Regions from separate parts of the Homo sapiens genome. Here region 1 is linked to region 2. Evidence: chromatin contacts called from ENCODE Hi-C or POLR2A ChIA-PET data. All regions are on one chromosome and are shown on one strand. Each heading gives the region's core, a stretch centred on a gene start or an enhancer-like site at or near the end of the contact. The rest is flanking DNA. Distances are from core to core; before and after follow the strand shown. Region 1 overlaps IRF2 (interferon regulatory factor 2). Region 2 overlaps LINC02427 (long intergenic non-protein coding RNA 2427).

What was found. Hi-C counts contacts between places; a loop is a spot of excess contacts on that map. ChIA-PET counts read pairs that join two places held with the same protein, here RNA polymerase II (POLR2A). Pooled maps may share reads with other maps.
Region 1: a pooled map shows a loop between it and region 2 (3-fold over the local background). The contact joins two enhancer-like sites. A Hi-C loop is called at or near these places in 5 of 37 single-sample maps with no recorded cell type and 11 of 50 pooled maps. POLR2A ChIA-PET finds 5 or more read pairs at or near these places in 7 of 52 experiments (B cell, activated B cell, activated CD4-positive, alpha-beta memory T cell and 2 more).

What each region holds. Positions count from the first base shown.
Region 1 is chr4:184,404,737-184,411,166 of GRCh38, forward strand. It overlaps IRF2 (interferon regulatory factor 2), which reads right to left. Exons shown (of 9, transcript NM_002199.4): 6 at 3,422-3,539. Among named protein-coding and RNA genes, the nearest start is that of LINC02362, 26 kb to the left of the region's middle. Within about 2 kb of position 2,320, at least 14 of the 41 ENCODE cell types and tissues checked have a DNase peak (open chromatin) inside an H3K27ac peak, as active enhancers do.
Region 2 is chr4:184,503,369-184,509,274 of GRCh38, forward strand. LINC02427 (long intergenic non-protein coding RNA 2427) reads right to left here. Exons shown (of 3, transcript NR_147158.1): 2 at 5,869-5,906; 3 at 3,092-4,008. Among named protein-coding and RNA genes, the nearest start is that of LINC02427, 31 kb to the right of the region's middle. RefSeq lists enhancers at 457-1,656, 540-629, 680-749, 3,496-3,705. Within about 2 kb of position 3,388, at least 6 of the 41 ENCODE cell types and tissues checked have a DNase peak (open chromatin) inside an H3K27ac peak, as active enhancers do.

The DNA of each region.
Region 1 (6,430 bases), core at 1,070-3,569, 100 kb before region 2:
GAGAAGATCACCGCGGGGCCGGTGACTCCGAGACAGGGATCTGTAGGTGCCTGGGCCAGGCTGTCCCTGACTACAGGCTGCATACACCTCACCAGGGTGACAGAGTGCAGGAGGAGGCAAGAGTGGGACAGGGCAGCGTGCACCTTGCACCCCGTGAGAAAACAGCATCTCAGGCTACTACACGAAGGGAAGCACAGGATGTATCCCAGTAAAAACTCAGTAGAGGCCAGGCGCGGTGGCTCACACCTGTAATCCCAGCACTTTGGGAGACCGAGGTAGGTGGATCATTTGAGGTCAGCAGTTCAAGACCAGCCTGACCAACATGGTGAAACTCCATCTCTACTAAATACAAAAAAAATTACCCAGGCATGGTGGCGCATCCCTGTAATCCCAGCTACTTGGGAGGCTGAGGCAGGAGAATCGCTTGAACCCAGGAGGCGGAGGTTGCAGTGAGCCGAGATTGTGCCACTGCACTCCAGCCTGGGCAACAGAGTGAAACTCGGTCTCAAAAACAAAACAAAACAAAACAAAACTCAGTAGAGGTAACCAGTGTCTCAAGGGTCAATGATCTGGGAGCGGAAGTGTGGATGAGACGTGTTGGGCTGGAGCTATACCTCCTGCTGGAACTGCCACGTGTCCACCCCTCACTGTGCCCTGTGGACAAAGCCTTTGCAGCTGCTCCACCATAAGGAGACCCACCACCAACCTCACTGTCTCTATGAGCAGCCACAGGGAGCTTAACTCGTTCAGAGTAATTCAAGTTCAAAGACAGGTATGAAAGCAGTGGGCAGGGCCTAGATCATGCCAGACCCCGGGGACCTGGGGGAACTCAGCTCCTTCTCTTAGGGGCAGTGGTGACATGATGACACTGGCATTCTTTATTTTGTGAGAAGAAGAAATGGGGAGCAGAATGGAAGCAGAGCCCAGGTGACAGCCAAGGCAGGCCCACACACAGTGTCAGAAACAAGGGGATGGACTTGAGAAGTACGGTGAGGGAAGATAGGAGGAGCTGACAGCTAATTATAAACGAGGCAGCGGCAGCCAGGGAGAGAGGGAAGGAGAAAATAATATATAGCCTCACACAAAGATGACAGCTTTCTTGAGTAAATAAAAACTTCTTAAGGCTGAAAACACAGCAGCCCAACTCCACTGCCCAGGTCTCTCGGTTGGCACCTGGTGACTGAGGAGTGGCCCCACAGTCTCACCTCAGTGCCCAGGTGCTCCAGGTCCAATACAGCCAAGAATAAAGTATGTTGTTGTGGGTTCTGTGTCTGGGCATATTGCGATGTAAGGGTTCACATCTCATATGGAGTTTCATCTTGCTAAGAGCATTCTAGGGGTGTGGATAAAATCGAATGCCTTGTCTCAGGCCCCTTCTCCTAAGGGGTGAACAACTCAGCTTCCAGGAAGAAGGCATGGGCACAGCTGACAGCATGGGTGATCTCCTAAGAGGTGGTGCCTTCCATCTAAAGACTCACCCAGAGCTACTTTTTATCTTTTTTTTTTTTTTTTTGAGGCAGTCTCCCTCTGTCACCCAGGCTGGAGCGCAGTGGTGCCATCTTGGCTCACTGCAACCTCCGCCTCCTGGGTTCAATCGATTCTCCTGCCTCAGCCTCCTGAGTAGCTGGGACTACAGGCACCTGCCACCACGCCCAGCTAATTTTTGTATTTTTAGTAGAGACAGGGTTTCACCATATTGGCCAGGATGGTCTTGATCTGCTGAGCTCGTGAACCACCCACCTCGGCCTCCCAAAGTGCTGGGATTACAGGCATGAGCCACCGCGCCCAGCCTCAGAGCTACTTTTTATCTTATAAATAAAATTTCTATCTGAAGCACAATAAAATATGGCAAAAAGAAGGTGAAACAAAGGATATGGGAAGAGATGAAGACCCAGGGTTCCATAGCCCTGTGTCACCGCTGGCCATCCTGAAACCACGGCAAGTGCTGGGGCCAGAGTCTGCCAACCTTGAGTTCAAATGGGTGGCCCTCGTGGGGACCCTAACACTGGTCAGTAAGCTGTGAATCTGCTCTCCTGTGCCTTCAGGAGCCCATGTTGATACTTGGGTTTGCAGGCTTGCCTTAAAAAGCGGCTTGAGTTTCACCATAGATAAAGACAGGCAAGTTTGGAAACAATTCCCGAAAAAAGAATATCCTACAGGGGGCACTTTGAGCAGCCAAAATTAAGACAAAAATCCCAACTCCATGACTTCCTAATTGCCGTATGTCTAGTCACTACAGACTGCTCTAGTTACTCCACAGTAATGAATAGACTCTCTGGTTTCATAGCAATCTTTGCTTTATTAAAGGGTGGGGCTGTGTTTTATCAAGAAACACAACAGGGTTATAGAGCACTGCCGAGACCAGTCAGACAGAATGTCCGCACCTGCAAACTTTTTACACTGCCCGGGAGATGGTTTAAATACAAAAAAAGCACTGCTAACCTCGGCAAGAGGCCAGCGGAGGCCTGTCAGGACAATTCAGCATGCTGCTGGCTTCTTCCGTTTCCCAAAAACAGAAGTCACCATACACACAACAAAAATTCAATGCTGAAAGAAAGTAAAAATAAAAAGGAGTTTTTTCTTCTCCTTCCCCTTAAAGGGAAAGCAGGCTGAGGTCTTTTGGGCACTATTCCTGTGCATCTGGCCATACAGGAGAGAAGGAACATCAGAAGATGTGTCTTCATTGTAAAGAGCCTGCATCTTTACAGGGGGTGCAGCTAGCTACATCTGGAAGTTGTTCAACTGTTACGAAGGAGGGAAAACACTGCTCCTCTGAGACCTCCAATCTAAATTTGGTGCCTTGATTTTTCTCTCGCCTTTCTTTTCTTTTGCAGTATTTACCACACATGGTAACACTGCAGTTATCTGGGGGTGTCTTTGTTTACTATCTCTGTCCCTCCATGAGAAAAGAAATTGGGCCTCCTCCATCTATTTCCTGCTCCTAGTACTGAGTCTGATATACAGAAGGTGCTCAAAAATATCTGCTGAATCAGAGTGGGCCCTTTGGCAACATGTCTCTGTGCCTCAGTTTCTCTGTCTGCCAGGAAGCAGTTGCTGAGAGGACTCGCGAGGACCATCTTCCCTCTCCTTGGTTCCCGAGTTAAATAAATACTCTTTTGCCCACGTGAACCAAATAGTGAAAGACTGGGATCGCTAGCCACGAGCCGCCGGGAAACAAACATTTTTCCTGGGAGGTCACCCCAGCCTTCTTCCACGGAGGCTGACCCGTCTAAGTTCCTTTATCTGATCCTCAAAAGCCTTCGTTTCTCAGCCTTGAAATCTGGGGGCTGGAACTTGCATTCTGAGATGATTCCAAGACCTCCTCCCACTGACTATGTTATTTGAAGTTCTCTGTTTTACAAATTTTAGGCCCCAGGGGGCTGCTGGTATGTATAAAAAATGAGACGTCAAAACAGTTTACCTATGATGTTCACCGTACTATCCACTTCATTTTTTATAGTTGAAGTCAGGACCGCATACTCAGGAGAAAGATCACTTACTCCATTACTAAGCCCCAGAGATGACTCAACTGGTTCTTGCTAGGAAGAAGAAAAGAAAAAAGAATTGAGAACACTTCCTTTCCCCTCCCTTCTCTTAGCTGAAATTCTACCCTCTGCCTACTTTCTTTAATGCTAGGGTCATTCATGTTCAGCTGCCGAATACATTCATCCCCTGCTTCTTTAAACTGGCCTGTTTTAAAGCACATTTCTGCCCAGGGTGCACTGCTGGGTATTCAGCTCCTTCCATTTTCCTTCAAGGAAACGGTACCGGCCCATCTGGCTTGCCTTTAGGAAATGCTTCCACCTGCAGACAATAGCTTTGGGGCTACGCAGAGCTGCATCATTGTCTCTGTAAAATGCTGCACTGCGTGGATTCTACACTCTCCTCCTCTGAGGGGGTGCTCAAAAGAATCAATGCCTGGCTTTCACCAGGGAGGAATCATGCTACCTCTTTCATAATTATTTCTTAGGAAAAGCTCTGCCTCAGTGACTGGCCCAAGAACAGGAGCCCAGAGGACATTGTAGATGAATTCTCTGCAGATAAGTTTTGCCATGGCCTCTGGCCACCTGAGGCCCTGCATTGGATGGCTGGCTGATCACCCTGGCCTGAGTCCAGCCGGGCAACCCCACACCATGGGCTTTACATAAATGCCCTTCAGGTGGCTGAATATCTCATCCAGCCCAAGAATTCTGCACGTGCACACTAATGAAATAATGAGAACAAATTCCTTTCCCTTATTGGAGCTCTAAATGTGTGCTTTTTTTTCAAGTGCACCAGAACCCTCCACTCCCTTGTACTAAACAGCTCTGCAAAAGCCAGCCCTGAGGTGCCTGTGGACGTTCAGCTCTCAAGGTAAGTTTGCATCTGCTGCTACGATAGCAATCAAGTCAGACAAAAGCCACACAGGACAACACCCAAGGAATCCAAAGCGGAAGAGGGTAGAGAGCAGAAGGAACACAGGACTGGAAGCAGAGGATCATGCAAGTAGACGTGACTGTGCTTGGAAAAGTCAACAGTGGTCGGCTCTGAAACATGGTGGGTGTTCTCATCAGCTTATTTATACACTACTTGGAATCAATCCCCCCAAAATCCTCAAAAAGTCACTAACGGAAGGAGGGGAAATAACCTCCTCCTTCATAATCCCACCTGGCAAACTCCCACCTTAATAACATGACTTCAAAGGCATCACTCCACTGTATAGCTCGGTTTTTAAACAAACCATACACTGCCTGGTTTACCAGATGTCCCGAAGGTCCAGCGTAAGGGCAGGCCCAGAATATCCATCCCTACCAGGCACGATTTTTACTCCTTTCTCCCCCAGCATCTTGCACTCTTCTCTCTTACAAGTTCTAAATAAGAAGTCTGCCTTTTCTTGGGCCAAGCACGGTGGCTCACCCTGGAATCTCAGCACTTTGGGAGGCTGAGGCTGCAGGATCGTTTCAGCCCAGGAGTTCGAGACCAGCCTGGGCAACATAGCAAGACCCTGTCTCTACAAAAAATGAAAGCATTAGCCGGGTGTGGTGGTGCACGCCTCTTGTCCTGGATACTTGGGAGGCTGCGGTGTTGGGAGGCTCTCCTGAGCCCGGGAGTTCAAGGATGCAATGAGCTATGATCATGTCACTGCACTCCAGCCTGGGTGACAGAGCGAGAGCCTGATTCTTAAAGACAAAAAAAAAAAAAGTCTGCCCCTTCTGAAAACAAAAAACAAAAAACAAAAAAAACCCACTTGCCTGTGACCTGGGTGAGTCAGCAGGTTTTCCCTTCCTTCACAACCAAACTTCCGACCCGCTGTCTGCCTTTCCGGACTTCGCCTCTCCACCTGGGCCCCCATTAGTTCCTGTGGTCTCGCTTCCTCTCCACCTGCAGAATCAAGCTCCCAGAAGGGTCTTGAGAGCTCGGGCTTTGGAATCAGAAGGGCCTGGAGCAAAGCCTGGCACCTCCACTCCTCACTGGTTGCAGCTCCTTATTTAACCTCTGTAAGCCACCCTAGGGCACTGCGGACAGTTGTAAACTGAGGACAATAATAGGACCCACGTCATAGGGATAAGGTGAAGATTAAATGAGCTAACTACGTACATGGCACTTACTAGTAAATAAGCACTCACCATTACCAAAGGTCACCAACAAAACTGTGCTCTCCCAAATCCAATGGCCTTTTCTCAAATCCCTTCCCCCAGCCCCATATGCTGACCTCTGATGGACCATGCTATCCCTCCATGGCGGCCTGAACTGTCTGACACTGCTGCAATTCTCCATCTCTCCAACAGCAGCCTCCTTTCTCAATGGCGTCCTCAATGACCCCTGGTCAGTTTCCCCACCCCGAGTCATGCCCCACCTTTCACTAGTCCACCTCCATCTCTTCAACTCCCTCAAAAAGAACTAAGCACAGGCCTCTGAAGAAGTTACAAGAGAACTGCTCATTTGTATGGGCTTCCTTTGCTGTCTGACCTTATTTTTTTAGTCATTCTGTTTCTAGGTTTCTTATAAAAGTAATGAGGCAGTCAGGCTTGCATATATTTAAAAAGCTAAATTAATTCTGATTTCTCCATTGAAGACCTCTAAGTGTTACACATGATCTACAGTTTAATTAGTGACAAGTGATACTTTTATCACTTGAGAAAACGATGACTCAGAGACTAAATTAATTTTCCAAGATCACGCTACTTTTAGCCTGCAGAGACACCGGAACTGAACTCTGTCTTTGGTCACGAAATATGGTTCAATTCCAGGAGCTTTCTGTCTTAAGAAGCCCTTGTATCCTGCCCTAATTCCAGCGGAGACTGAGACACTCTTTTGAACACTGTTCTACTCTCTCTCCACACTTTTTTTTTTTTTTTTGACATGGGGTGTCACACTATCACCCAGGCTAGAGTGCAATGGCGTGATCTTGGCTCACTGCAACCTCCACCTCCCGGGTTCAAGAGATTCT
Region 2 (5,906 bases), core at 2,138-4,637:
GGAGCTGGGACTGCAGGTATGTGCAACCCTGCTCAGCTAATTTTTTATTTCTTTTGTTTTTTAGAGACAGGGTCTCTCTCTGTCACCCAGGCTGGAGTGCTACGGTACAATCATGACTTATTGCAGCCTCGAACTCCTGGGCTTAAGTAATTCTCCCGCCTTAGACTTTGGAGTAGCTGGGACTACAAGAGTGCACCTTCACGCCCAGCTAATTTTTCATTTATTTTATTTTTTACACATGGGGTCTCGCTTTGTTACCCAGGCTGGTCTCAAATTCCTGGCTTCAAGCAGTCCCCCCACTTTGGCCTCCCACTGGGATTATAGGCACGAACCACCATGCTATATGGAACTTTTGAATTGGGGTTTAGAAGAAAATGCAGTAAGTTCTGAGAGACTGAGGATGATGCTTGGCCAAAGGGCTGGTTTGAACATGAAATGTATCTCTATTAATGCCCGTGTGAGGGCCCAGAGGTGCCTTGGCCCTGGAGTCAGGAGATGTGGGTCCCAGGCAGTGCTCTGACATGCCCTAGCTGAGCAGAGCTGCTCTCTGGGAGCCAGTTTTCTGCTTGGTAAAATTAGGACAATATGCTCTATCTTTCGGGTTGGGGAGGGTGGTGCGAGGAGCAGAAATAATGCGTGGAAAGCAATCTGCACCGTGCCTTGCAGGAGAGGAAGCTGCTGTTCCTGTTTGCATGTGCCAGGCCAGTTACTGTAGAGATGTACGCTTCATTAAAACACCGTCATCTTCACCAGGCTGCAGAGATACCAGGGTTACAGCACAGCTGAGATGAGGAGCTGACTGATCCTGTTGGGAGGACCTGGAGATGATTCATGGTAAGAGCACTACAGGAAGAGAGAGAAGCATCTGCTTCCTCGAGTGCCAGGGTGGCAGAGAGGCCACCGGAAGTCTTCACTTGGCTGAAGACTTGCAGTGAGTCTGGGGTTTAATTCAGAGGATTGAGAGAAGGCCAGCACCATGGGAATTGTTCAGCATGGGGGTCCAGGGCCAACAGAGAGAATTCTGATTGTATTCAAGAAGAAAGGCGAAACTCGGAGCTAGGATAGCTGAGCTGAGCAGGAGGTCAGAGAAGTAGGAGTAGCATGCAGAAAGTGGGCCAGCAGCCGGGAGAGGCCTGCGAGGTGGGATGTGCACACGGCTGATGCTGGACACCTGGAGCCAGGGCGTGACGGGGGCACTGGCTGACTGCCCAGGGCCCATGCCTTATCCCCCGCCCCCACCCACCACGCCTGCCCACACTTTTCTGTGTGGGTCCTCACCCAGCCTGGCCACGCTCCAGTGGCATCCGCAGCTCTGCTCTTTTCCTCACCCACAAAGAGCACAACAAAGAGGGCAGCAAGGTTAGGCCAGGTGAGAGGCCACTCACCCTGGCCAGCAAGTATGGGTGAGGCAGGACATGCCAGGCCCCTGGCAATCCAGAAGTCCCCTTGGAAGAGATGGAAGACGCAATTCCATCCAGCAAGAACCAACCCTCTTGCCCACTTACCAATCCCATTCTCTCCACGTAGCCCTCCAAAGCAACTCCCCGAGCATCTTCAAAGCCGGAGGCCTGGAAGTGATGAGAGGCCAACATGCGCTCTAATGAGATACAGCCCTGGGTTCCACTTCATCTCCTTGAGACTCCAGCTTTTGCTTGCTCTCTCCATGTCCACCTTCCCTTCCTGACTGCCAGCGGCAGCCGGCAGATCATATTTCCATGCGGCAGCTCAATGCACTCAGCCAATGCATAAAGGAAGCCAGTGGAAGGTTATCAATAAATAATGGATCAAACAGGGAGAGTGTGAAAGATGAATACTGGATGTTTTCCAGGACTTTGCACAGTCATTCATATGCATATATACCTTGCAAATTTCCAAGAAGAAAATATAGCATGTGGCATGTCTCAAACTTGATTGTTCTATAGAAAATGTTATGAGCTCAACTGTGTCTCCCTAAAACTCACATATTGAAGCTCTAACCCCCAGTACCTTAGAATGTGATGGTATTTGAAGATAAGCCTTTTAAAATGGGAATTAAGGTAAAAGGGGGTCAGGAAAGTGGGCCCTAATCCAGTTTGACTGGTGTCCTTATAAGAAGAGGAGGCTAGGACACAGACACAGACACTACACGTGTGCACACACAGACGAATGACCATGTGAACACACAGCAAGAAAGCAGCCACCTGCAAGCTGCCGGGCGTGGTGGCTCACACCTGTAATCCCAGCACTTTGGGAGGCCGAAGCAGGTGGATCACGAAGTCCTGAGTTTGAGATCAGCCTGATCAACATGGTGAAACCCCATCTCTACTAAAAATACAAAAATTAGCTGGGCGTGGTGGCAGGCACCTGTAATCCCAGCTATTCAGGAGGCTGAGGCAGGAGAATCGCTTGAACCCAGGAGGCAGAGGCTGCAGTGAGCTGAGATTGCGCCACTGCACTCCAGCCTGGGTGACAGAGTGAGACTCCATCTCAAAGAAAAAAAAAGAAAAAAGAAAAGAAAACAGCCACCTGCAAGCCAAGGAGAGAGGATTCAGAGAAACCAAGCCTGCCAATATCTTGGTCCTGAACACCCTGCCTGCAGAACTGTGAGAAATCAATTTCTGTTGTTAAAGCTCCCGTCCATGGTGTTTTGTTACGGCAGCCCTAGCAAACTCATGCAGAAAACCTCTTACTATCTGCATGATCTGTTTAGGATGTGCTGAAATAGTATTATTCACCATTTCAATACTATTTTATTTATTTATTTTTATTTTTATTTTTTTGAGATAGAATCTTGTTCTGTCACCCAGGCTGGGGTGCAATGGCACGATCTTGGCTCACTGCACCCTCCACCTCCTGAGTTCAAGCGATTCTCCTGCCTCAGCTTCCCGAGGAGCTAGGATTACAGGCACGTACCACCACGCCCAGCTAATTTTTGTGGTTTTTTCTAGTAGAGATTGGGTTTCACCATGTTGGCCAGGCTGGTCTGGAACTCCTGACCTCAGGTGATCCGCCCACCTCAGTCTCCCAAAGTGCTAGGATTACAGGCGTGAGCCACTGCACCCGGCCCAATACTATTTTATTAAAGCTTTTCTATTTTCTTATTTTCTAAAAATAAGTTTATTTTTATTTATTGGTTATCTAGTATCACTGATTTCTAAGTACTAACTTTCCCCATCTTTGTGTGAGTTCTTTGCACCTGATTCACATAAATCCTTGAATGGTACCTACTCTATAAATAGACAAACGCTTCCCGTGCATTCTCAGCCTGCATTCATAATCCCTCCCTAACCAGCCACTGCGGTGGCTTTGTACTGTGTCAATGTACCTAAGCTGAACTATGTTTCTCAGAAAATCTGAGCAAAATTTGGAAGGCAGAAGTGAAACAGCAGTCATATTTACAGTCAAAGTCTGTGTAGGGCCAGGCGCTGTGGTGGCTCACACACAATGCCAGGCAGCCACTGGCTCAATGTATTGGTACAGGGCAGCAGCTGTGCCTGCAGTTCCTCCAGCTCCCACCAGAACTGCTTCTTCAGCTTCACTGAATCTTGGGTTTATGAGCAATTCCATGGTGAAGGGCACCAGCTCCTCTGCAGGTCATCTTCATCATCAGCGCTGGAGTGTTGGAGGCCTGAGAGGCTGACGTGGAAGACATCAGTTTCAGTCCATCCACAGGAGTTCCATCTCCTCCCTGCAGGTGCAGCTCACGCCTACTCTCTCCCACTGCACATCCATTTGCCAGCCCTGCTGACTTCAGGCCCACTTCTGGACACAGGGGCAGCAGGTTGCAGCTTTCATAACAATGTGTATCCTAATCTCTTTAATAAATTCCTTGTTTTGCTCAAGGTGGTTTTGCTTCTCTGATCAAACTTTAATGATACAGATTTTGGAAACATCATAGGTGCTGCTGCAGTTAAAAACCTAAAATGTGTGGCACTGGCTTTGGGGCCAGGCAGCGAATAGAAGGTAGAGGGGCCTTGAGAAGTCTGTCAGTGAGGCCTTCAATAAATATGATGAAAATATTGTTGAAACCTGGAAGAAGGAAGACAGGTTTGTGTAGCGGTGGGAAGTTTAGCAACATTGAAACCCAAGATAACTTGGAAAATAGAAAATGTATCAATGAGCTGTATGACTGAGTGGAGGGAATTGACAGGCACACGGGCCACCTAACTTCTAGCTGCCACAATAAAATAAGAGAGAATGGGCCAGGCGCGGTGGCTCACACTTGTAATCCCAGCACTTTGGGAGGCCGAGGCGAGCAAATCACGAGGTCAGGAGTTCAAGACCAACCTGGCCAACATGGAGAAACCCCGTTTCTACTAAAAATACAAAAATTATCAGGGCCTAGTGGCGGACGCCTGTAATCCCAGCTACGTGGGAGGCTGAGGCAGGAGAACTGCTTGAATCCGGGAGTCAGAGGTTGAAGTGAGCCGAGATTGTACCGCTGCACTCCAGCCTGGGCAACAGAGTAAGACTCCATCTCGAAAAAAAAAAAAGAAATGAAAATAAAAAATAAAAATAAATAGGCTGGGCGCGGTGGCTCACGCCTGTAATCCCAGCTACTTGGGAGGCTGAGGCAGGAGAACTGCTTGAATCCAGGAGTCAGAGGTTGAAGTGAGCTGAGATCGTACCAATGCACTGCAGCCTGGGCGACAGAGTAAGACTCCGTCTCGAAAAAAAATAAAAAGAAATGAAAATAAAAATAAAAATGAGTAGGCCGGGCGCGGTGGCTCACGCCTGTAATGCCAGCACTTTGGGAGGCCGAGGCGGGCAGATCAGGAGGTCAGGAGATCGAGACCATCCTGACTAACATGTTGAAACCCCATCTCTACTAAAAATACAAAAAAAATTAGCCTTCTGTGGTGGCGGGCACCTGTAATCCCAGCTACTCAGGAGACTGAGGCAGGAGAATGGCGTGAACCCGGGAGGTGGAGCTCGCAGTGAGCCGAGATCGCGCCGCTGCACTCCAGCCTGGGCAACAGAGAGAGACTCCATCTCAAAAAAGTAAATAAATAAAATTAAAAATAAATAAAAAATAAGAGAGAATGGATATGAGCTAAGGAACCCATGGCAAAATATAAAGGTGGCAGGACTTGCAGGATTTGAAAAAAGGAAAAAAAAAAAAATGGTTTGCCATTCCCAGCCTCTCCAAATGGCAAACATCTCAAAAATTAAGAAATGGCTTGTGGATCTGGTTCTAGTTAAAATGGAGTGAGCCGATGCCATGGTAGCTCCCCAACAGGTTACTTCTAAGAACCCCAGAGTGGATACATAAAGCAACTTAATAGGGACTCTGCAAGGAAAAAACAGCAGGTGGGTTGGAGAGGGAGAGCCGAACTCCAAGAAAGATGAATAAGGTGGTAAGTTTCCTCTTCTTCCCCTTCCATGTCTCTTGACATAGATTCAGGGCAGCCAAACCCAGAACTGCTTAAGTGGCAGGGACAGGAAACATTTCAAGAGAAATTCTCTCTTTCCAATCAATGGAATAGGAACAGGCATCCCTGCATGGCAGAGCAAGTGAGGGAAACCTGGCTTTATTCCATCCTGACCTGTCCCGATGCCATAAAAGAGTAAGACTTAGGGGTCTTTGGTGGGAGATGAGTGTATTTTGCATGTGGGAAGGGTGTGAGTTATTTGCCAGAGGACAGGCTGGTGGACTAACGTGATCCAAAGATGGTGTGAGAGCACCCCTCGGCCCACATGCTGTTTTCATAATGTGATCTTGTCACCTCCCATCAAGAGGTGAAGTCTATGTCCCTTCCCCTTGAACCTGGGTGGGCTTTTGTGCCTGCTTTAACCAATAGAGGATGGGAAAAGTGACACTCTGTGACTCTAAGACTAGATTATAAAAGGCAATGCCATATCCTACTGGCTTTTTCTTGGGATACTCACTCTTGGAAACCAGTGGCCGTGGTGTCAGGAAGCCCACA